2 separate regions of the Homo sapiens genome follow, and region 2 is linked to region 1. Evidence: chromatin contacts called from ENCODE Hi-C or POLR2A ChIA-PET data. All regions are on one chromosome and are shown on one strand. Each heading gives the region's core, a stretch centred on a gene start or an enhancer-like site at or near the end of the contact. The rest is flanking DNA. Distances are from core to core; before and after follow the strand shown. Region 1 overlaps CFD (complement factor D). Region 2 holds the start of MBD3 (methyl-CpG binding domain protein 3).

Region 1 (2,500 bases), core at 1-2,500:
CAGAAGTGGGATCCACGGCAAGTCAAAGCTTGGAAGAGCAGGAATGAGGTGTGGGACCCCCATACTGGAAAGGGCTTGGAGCGGGGTGGGGTCGGGGGAACACGTGGTGAGGTTGAGGCCAGAGGGGGTGTGGCCAGGAGCTGGGGGCGGGCCTAGAGGGGCGTGGCTTGTGGTTGTGGCCTAGGCGATAGGCGTGGCGCGGGGCTATTGACTAGTGAAGACCAAATTAACACGGGAGGGATGAGCGAGCATTGTGGGGCGGGAGCGGCAGCCAGGTGAGGGGGTCTAACACGTGAGGCCGGGGTGGGCGCGGGCCGCCCCTCACGGCCCCGTCCTGTTCCGGCAGGGTGACTCCGGGGGCCCGCTGGTGTGCGGGGGCGTGCTCGAGGGCGTGGTCACCTCGGGCTCGCGCGTTTGCGGCAACCGCAAGAAGCCCGGGATCTACACCCGCGTGGCGAGCTATGCGGCCTGGATCGACAGCGTCCTGGCCTAGGGTGCCGGGGCCTGAAGGTCAGGGTCACCCAAGCAACAAAGTCCCGAGCAATGAAGTCATCCACTCCTGCATCTGGTTGGTCTTTATTGAGCACCTACTATATGCAGAAGGGGAGGCCGAGGTGGGAGGATCATTGGATCTCAGGAGTTCGAGATCAGCATGGGCCACGTAGCGCGACTCCATCTCTACAAATAAATAAAAAATTAGCTGGGCAATTGGCGGGCATGGAGGTGGGTGCTTGTAGTTCCAGCTACTCAGGAGGCTGAGGTGGGAGGATGACTTGAACGCAGGAGGCTGAGGCTGCAGTGAGTTGTGATTGCACCACTGCCCTCCAGCCTGGGCAACAGAGTGAAACCTTGTCTCTCTCTACAAAAAAAAAAAAAAAATTCTGCGTGGTGGCTCACGCCTGTAATCCCAGCACTTTGGGAGGCCGAGGCGGGCGGATCATTTGAGGTCAGGAGTTCCTGATCAGCCTGACCAACATGGTGAAACCCCGTGTCTACTAAAAATACAAAAAAAAATTAGCTGAGCGTGGTGGTGGGCACCTGTAGCCCCAGCTACTCAGGAGGCTGAGGCAGGAGGATAGCTTGAACCCGGGAGGCGGAGGTTGCAGTGAGCTGAGATCGCACCACTGTACTCCGACCTGGGTGACAGAGCGAGACTCTGTCTCAAAACAAAAACAGAAACATTAAAAAAAGAGGAACGCGGGAAGCTACAGATAAAAGCGCAAGAACGGAGAATACAGCGAAGTTCCGGGTCCAGCGCTTCCGTGGGGCTGACGCGGCCACACGGCGGCGCCCTTGCCACACACACACACACACACGCGCGAAGGCCCGCCAGGCATGGGTGTCCCCTCCTGGTCTGGCTCATACCGTTTCCCTTTGCTTACCAAGGGGAATGTGAGCGTCTTCTGTGTGCAAGGCTGTGGGCTGAGACTCAGGTGCACAGAAACCCTTCGAGGCCGTGTTCCTATGACCCATATCCCATAAGGGGAAACTGAGGCTCACAGGGACTGTGCGACTCTCCTGACCTTACACAGAAGCTCCAGGACACAGCCTGGACTGGAGCCCAGAGCCACGGAGCCTGCCTTCACAAACCACCCTGGGTGCGGCCAGACCCACACCAGGACGACGAGCAGCGGCACCTGCTTGCTGGAGGCCCTGGACCTCAGGTCACCCTTCTTGGCAAGGCCAGGGAGGACACCTGAGGCCCTGTGCCCTTTCTCCCACCTGGTGGAGGGGCAGCCAGGCGCTATCGTAGAAAAAGACTGATGGGCCAGGCGCGGTGGCTCATGCCTGTAATCCCAGCACTTTGGGAGGCCGAGGCGGGCAGATCACAAGGTCAGGAGATTGAGACCATCCTGGCCAACACGGTGAAATCCCATCTCCACTAAAAATACAAAAAAATTAGCCGGGCGTGGTGGCGGATGCCTGTAGTCCCAGCTACTTGGGAGGCTGAGGCAGGAGAATAGCTTGAATCCAGGAGGTGAAGCTTGCAGTGAGCCGAGATAGCACCACTGCATTTCAACCTGGGCAACAGAAGGAGACTCCATCTCAAAAAGAAAGAAAAAAAAAAAAAAGAGAAAAGAAAAAGTGACTGATGGGCCGGGTGCCGGTGGCTCACGCCTGTCATCCCAGCACTTTGGGAGGCTGAGGCGGGCAGATCATGAGGTCAGGAGATCGAGACCATCCTGGCTAACACGGTGAAACCCCGTCTCTACTAAAAATACAAAAAATTAGCCGGGCGTGGTGGCAGGCACCTGTAGTCCCAGCTGCTCGGGACGCTGAGGCAGAATGGCGTGAACCCGGGAGGTGGAGGTTGCAGTGAGTGGAGATCACACCACTACACTGCAGCCTGGGTGACAGAGCGAGATTCCATCTCAAAAAAAAAAAAAAGACTGATGATCTGAGAGGCAGGTCCGCTGGGAAAAGGGGGGATGGATTGATGAACACTGTGCTTGGGTGTTTTTGGGGCTATGGAACACTCACCTAGGAATCACACTGACGT
Region 2 (4,750 bases), core at 989-3,488, 730 kb after region 1:
AGGTAGCTTTTGTGGAATGTGAATTATATCTCAATTTTAAATAAAGGTTATGCCCATCTATTGACACAAAATGATGTCCCTGAGATTTTATTCAATGAAAAAAGAACAGCCTTGATAAAACCACACGTATAGAAAAAAGTGGGCAACATGGCCTGAACTCTCCCCAGGCACCCCCAACAGAAAACGCAGTCTGGGAGCCTGCAGCCTCAGATGAAGGGCTGGGTTGAGGCCCCAGACCTGCAGAGGGCGGCTCTGGGCTGCCTGGCTTCACCCTCTGCAGAGAAACCTGAAATCTCTAGCCTGTAGAGGAGCTTCTCCCTGCTTTTCTCCACTGCTAGACCCTCATGCTCAGGGCCAGGGCCCAGAGTGGGAATGAGAGAGGTGGGGTGATGACAGCCTCAGGATACTCCGCTCAAGCTGGCCTTGGTTCTAGCTCCCAAGCTGCAGCCACCTCTTAGGGGGTTCCTGCTGCCTGGACGCCTCTCCCTGTCACTCAATGTCACGTCCTCAGAGAAGCCCTCCCTGACCCCAGTCTCATTCAGGCCCCGTCATCTGCCCTCCCAGATTTCAGCATGTGTCACTGCAGATCTCAGGACGTGTACAGGGTTCCAGCTCATAAGGGTACACATTTGGGGACCAAGTTTCCCCTCTCTTGCTGTCCTCCAACTTTCCAGGAACCAGTCCCTGAGCTCCTCCTGCAGGACGAGGCCCCACACATTGCTTCTGATCACAGCCATCCTTTCCCCGCTCACTTTTCTCACTTTATCTCCCCAAACCGGGACAGTCAAGAACCACAGAGGACCGAAGTGCACAGTGGACGGAGCGGTCGTTCTGCCCCTCCTTGGCTCGTGGAAACCACCCGCCCTCACCTGGGCGGTCTCCTGCCCACGACCCCGAGCTGTGGGAAAAAGGGGGACCAGCCGCACACCCCCCTTTACCCAGGTGCTCGGCACATGGCAGGCGTCCTCCGCTTTCCCCTCCTGGGGGACCTGAAGGCGCCACGGGACACTGAACCAAGGGGAGGGCGCAATCAAAGCTGGCCCAGAATCAAAAGCATCTTTCCCGAGCCAGGAAAAAAAAAAAAAAGAGGACAAACAGCAGGTGGCCGACTGTCTGGGACTTGGCTGCAGCAGGCGACTAAGTCTTTGTTCCACGGAGGGGGTTCCCTGCGACCTTTCAGAGCAGCGCCTTGTTCCAATTTGGGGACGGGGGGGTCTCTGAAAGCCTTCCACCACCAGTAACATCCACGCAAAGACTACCGTTAGGTGGGCTCGGAAAGTCGAAAGCCTCAGGTCTCCACCCTGAGGGGGCCACGACCCAAGAGGACCAGAGGCCTCGGAAGGAGTCAAGGGGAATACCTTTAAAAAAAGCAACGCTGCGTGGGAGACCAGTCACCCTGAGGCGCTTATTCCCAGGACTGGGGCGAGCCCAAGAACCCGTATTTTCACGCACGCCCTCCCCGATCCGCCCATGAGCCCTGCTCCCCGAAATCCCGGCTGGCCACCCCCTCGGGCTCCGCGCCACCCCAGGAGCGCCCCAAGAAGGCACCCCCTGCGTCTCACGGGAACCAAAGGGACAGCCCACCCTCCACCCCTGCCCCCCGGTAGCATCTGGCCGCCGCCAGGCGCCCCTGGCCCAGCGCGCACGAACAAAGGCCGCAGTCGCCGTCCGGCAGCCAGTCCCTGAACGGCCGGCCGAAAGCCATGCGGCCCAACAAGCGGCGCACGCGCACTGGGCCTCCGCGCGCCGGGCGCACACGCACGCAAGACGCACGCACGCACGCACGACGCACGCGCGGGGCCCAGGCCGCGGCCCGGGGCAGGGGCGCCGAGGCCGCCGCAGAGGCCGCTGGGAGGAGCCCGTTGAGGCCCTGCGCGGCCGGCGCGCTCATTCACCTATAGTAAAAGACATCCCTGTGGCCGGCCGACAGCCCCGACCTTCTGGGCACTTCTTCCCTCTCCCAGCCCTGCGGGAGCGCCGGGCACTCCCACCTCTTCCGCTCCATTGCGCCCGGCTCCTCGGCCCGCCGCCGGGCCCGCCGCCGCCGCCCGGACCCCCACTCGCCGCCGCCGCCTCAGCTGCCTCCGCTGCCGCTGCCGCCGCCGCCACTTGCCGCGGCTGTTCCGGCCCGCGGGCCCCCGCCCTCCGCCCCCAGCCGGGCGCGCGCCGGCTTTGCCGCCCTTTCGGCCCCCTCCCCGCGCTCGCCAGCCCCCGCTCGGGGGGCCCGCTCCGCCCACCCGCCCGCGCGGGGCCCCGCGCTGCGCAGCCGCGGCGCCATGCCCCCGCCCCTCTACGGCCCCGCCAATCAGCGCGCTGGGAGGGGGCGGGGCCTTAAGTGGCGTGCGCGCCTGCGCGCTGTGCCTTGCGAGCTGCCAGTGCCCAGCAGCTGTGCCCGGAGTCCGCGCGGCTCCTTTTACTGTGCCCTGTCTCTGCCGGCCGCCTGGTGCGCGTGCGCGGGGACATGCTTTCGGACTAGTGGGGTCCTTTCCTCCGACCTTTCTCCAGCCCAAGTCTTGGGGACTCTGGCCCAGTGACTGGACCTCGACTTCCCCGCCCTCCTGGTCTCCCAGCTTCCGAGCTTTTTACGAGCGTCCAAATCTGGGGGACTTCCCCCGTGACCACCCCTTCCACGCCCCCAAGTTCCCTCCAGTAGCTTTTTTTTTTTTGAGACGGGGTCTCTGTCACCCAGGCTGGAGTGCAGAGGCGCGATCTTGGCTCACTGTAGCCTCCGCCTCCCGGGTTCAAGTTGTTATGCCTCAGCCTCCCAAGTAGCTGGTTCCACGGACGGCTAATTTTTGTAGTTTTAGTAGAGACGGGATTTCACCATGTTGGCCAGGCTGGACTCGAACTCCTTACTTCAGGTGATCAGCCCACTTCGGCCTCCCAAAGCGCTGGGATTACAGGCGTGAGCCACTGCGCCCCGTCCAGCTGCTTTTTGAACCCTCAAAATCCAGGAATCTGAGCACCCCCCCCCAGCTCCCCGACCACCCCCTGCACCTTAGTCCAGCCACCATCTCTGGCCGGGAGAGTTCCAGGACCTTCCTGCGGAATCGCCCACCCCCTGTTGTCTCCCCTTAACCCCTTCCCCAGCCAGCCAGAGGGATCCTGAAATGGAAACGGGTGGGCTGCCCCCCATCAGTTCCCCCTGACAGCGTCGCTCCCAAGGCTAGGGCTGGGCGGGCCTGCACAGGTGTTCAAGGACTGAGTCTAGCTGCTGTGCTCCCCTGCCTCCAGCTGGAGAAACTGTCCTGGTTCTAAGGACTCTTTTGTTGACATTGGGTCCACCCGATCTGGGATGCTTTCCCATCTGAAGATCTCGTCCCATTTTCAAAGTCCCTTTAGCTGCAGGTTCCAGGGAGTAGGACAGGCACATTCATTTATTGATTGATTGACTGACTGATGGAGACAGAGTCTTGCTCTGTTGCCCAGGCTCGAGTGCAATGGCGTGATCTCGGCTCACTGCAACCTCCACCTCCCGGGTTCAAGTAATTCTCCTGCCTCAGCCTCCCAAGTAGCTGGGACTACAGGCGCCCACCACCATGCCCGGCTAATTTTTTTGAATTTTTAGAAGAGATGGGATTTGACCTTGTTGGCCAGCTGGTTTCGAACTCCTGACCTCAAGTGATCCGCCCACCTCGGCCTCCCTAAGTGCTGGGGTTCCAGGTGTGAGCCACAGCGGCCGACGGAACGGGCACATTTTCGGGATGTTGTGCTGACCACAGAAGCACTGAATAAATCAGGATGGATGGGTGGATGATGGTCGGATGCCCCGCTCACCCCACCTCGTCGTGAGGTGAGGTGAGGTGTGAGACAGCCAGCTCTGTCTCCCGAGAAGCTCAGGAGCTGGTTACTGGCCTGAGACCGAGGCCCCATGGCATTGGGCTGCCATGGAAGAATCAGTGCTCCCAAGGAGACAGGAAAGTCTATGCTGTGGACTCAAAGCCAGGCAGTTACACCCCAGAACCAGCCGTGGTACCTGACTAGGGCAGCCAGAGCAAGGCCTGCCCCCATGCAAGGGAGATGATAATTATGTTTTGAGACAGGGTTTCACTTTGTTGCCTAGGCTGGAGTGCAGTGGCGTGATCTTGGCTCACTGTAACCTCCTGAGCTCAAGCAATGTGCCTGCCTCAGCCTCCCAAAGTGCTGGGATCACAGGCGCCAGCCACCACGCCCGGCTGGGAGATTATTATTATTTTTTTAATTTAATTATTTGTGTTTTTTTTGAGACGGAGTTTCGCTCTTGTTGCTCAGGCTGGAGTGCAGCGGCGCGATCTCGGCTCACTGCAGCCTCCGCCTCCCGAGTTCAAGCGATTCTCCTGCCTCAGCCTTCCAAGTAGCTGGGATTACTTGACTAGGGCAGCCAGTGCAAGGCCTGCCCCCATGCAAGGGAGATGATTATTATGGTGGCACCCGCCACCATGCCCGGCTAATTTTGTATTTTTAGTGGAGACGGGGTTTCTCCATGTTGGTCAGGCTGGTCTCAAACTCCCGACCTCAGGTGATCCGCCTGCCTTGGCCTCCCAGAGTCCTGGGATTATAGGCGTGAGCCACCGCGCCCGGCCAAGATTATTTTTAAAATTGGGCTATGATTGTGACAATGCACTCCAGCCTGGGTGGTAGAGCGAGACCTTGTCTAAAATAAGTAAGTCAATAAAATAGTCTTTAAAATGGCCAATTCCAGGCTGGGCGCAGTGGCTGCATACCAGTGTGAATGTATTAAAGCACTGCATTGCACACCTGAAAATGGTTA

The links. A loop is a pair of places that touch in the nucleus more often than their neighbours do. ChIA-PET counts read pairs that join two places held with the same protein, here RNA polymerase II (POLR2A). Pooled maps may share reads with other maps.
Region 2: a pooled map shows a loop between it and region 1 (9-fold over the local background). The contact joins the promoter of MBD3 here to the enhancer-like site in region 1. A Hi-C loop is called at or near these places in 1 of 37 single-sample maps with no recorded cell type and 2 of 50 pooled maps. POLR2A ChIA-PET finds 5 or more read pairs at or near these places in 2 of 52 experiments (HEK293 and activated CD4-positive, alpha-beta T cell).

The regions. Positions count from the first base shown.
Region 1 is chr19:862,746-865,245 of GRCh38, forward strand. It overlaps CFD (complement factor D), which reads left to right. Exons shown (of 5, transcript NM_001928.4): 5 at 347-896. The coding sequence ends at 493. Among named protein-coding and RNA genes, the nearest start is that of CFD, 4.3 kb to the left of the region's middle. Within about 2 kb of position 1,251, at least 8 of the 41 ENCODE cell types and tissues checked have a DNase peak (open chromatin) inside an H3K27ac peak, as active enhancers do.
Region 2 is chr19:1,590,627-1,595,376 of GRCh38, forward strand. MBD3 (methyl-CpG binding domain protein 3) reads right to left here and starts at 2,239. Exons shown (of 7, transcript NM_001281453.2): 1 at 1,896-2,239. The coding sequence starts at 2,005. RefSeq lists enhancers at 263-1,252, 2,630-2,679 and silencers at 1,490-1,589, 1,730-2,029, 2,190-2,239, 2,310-2,379.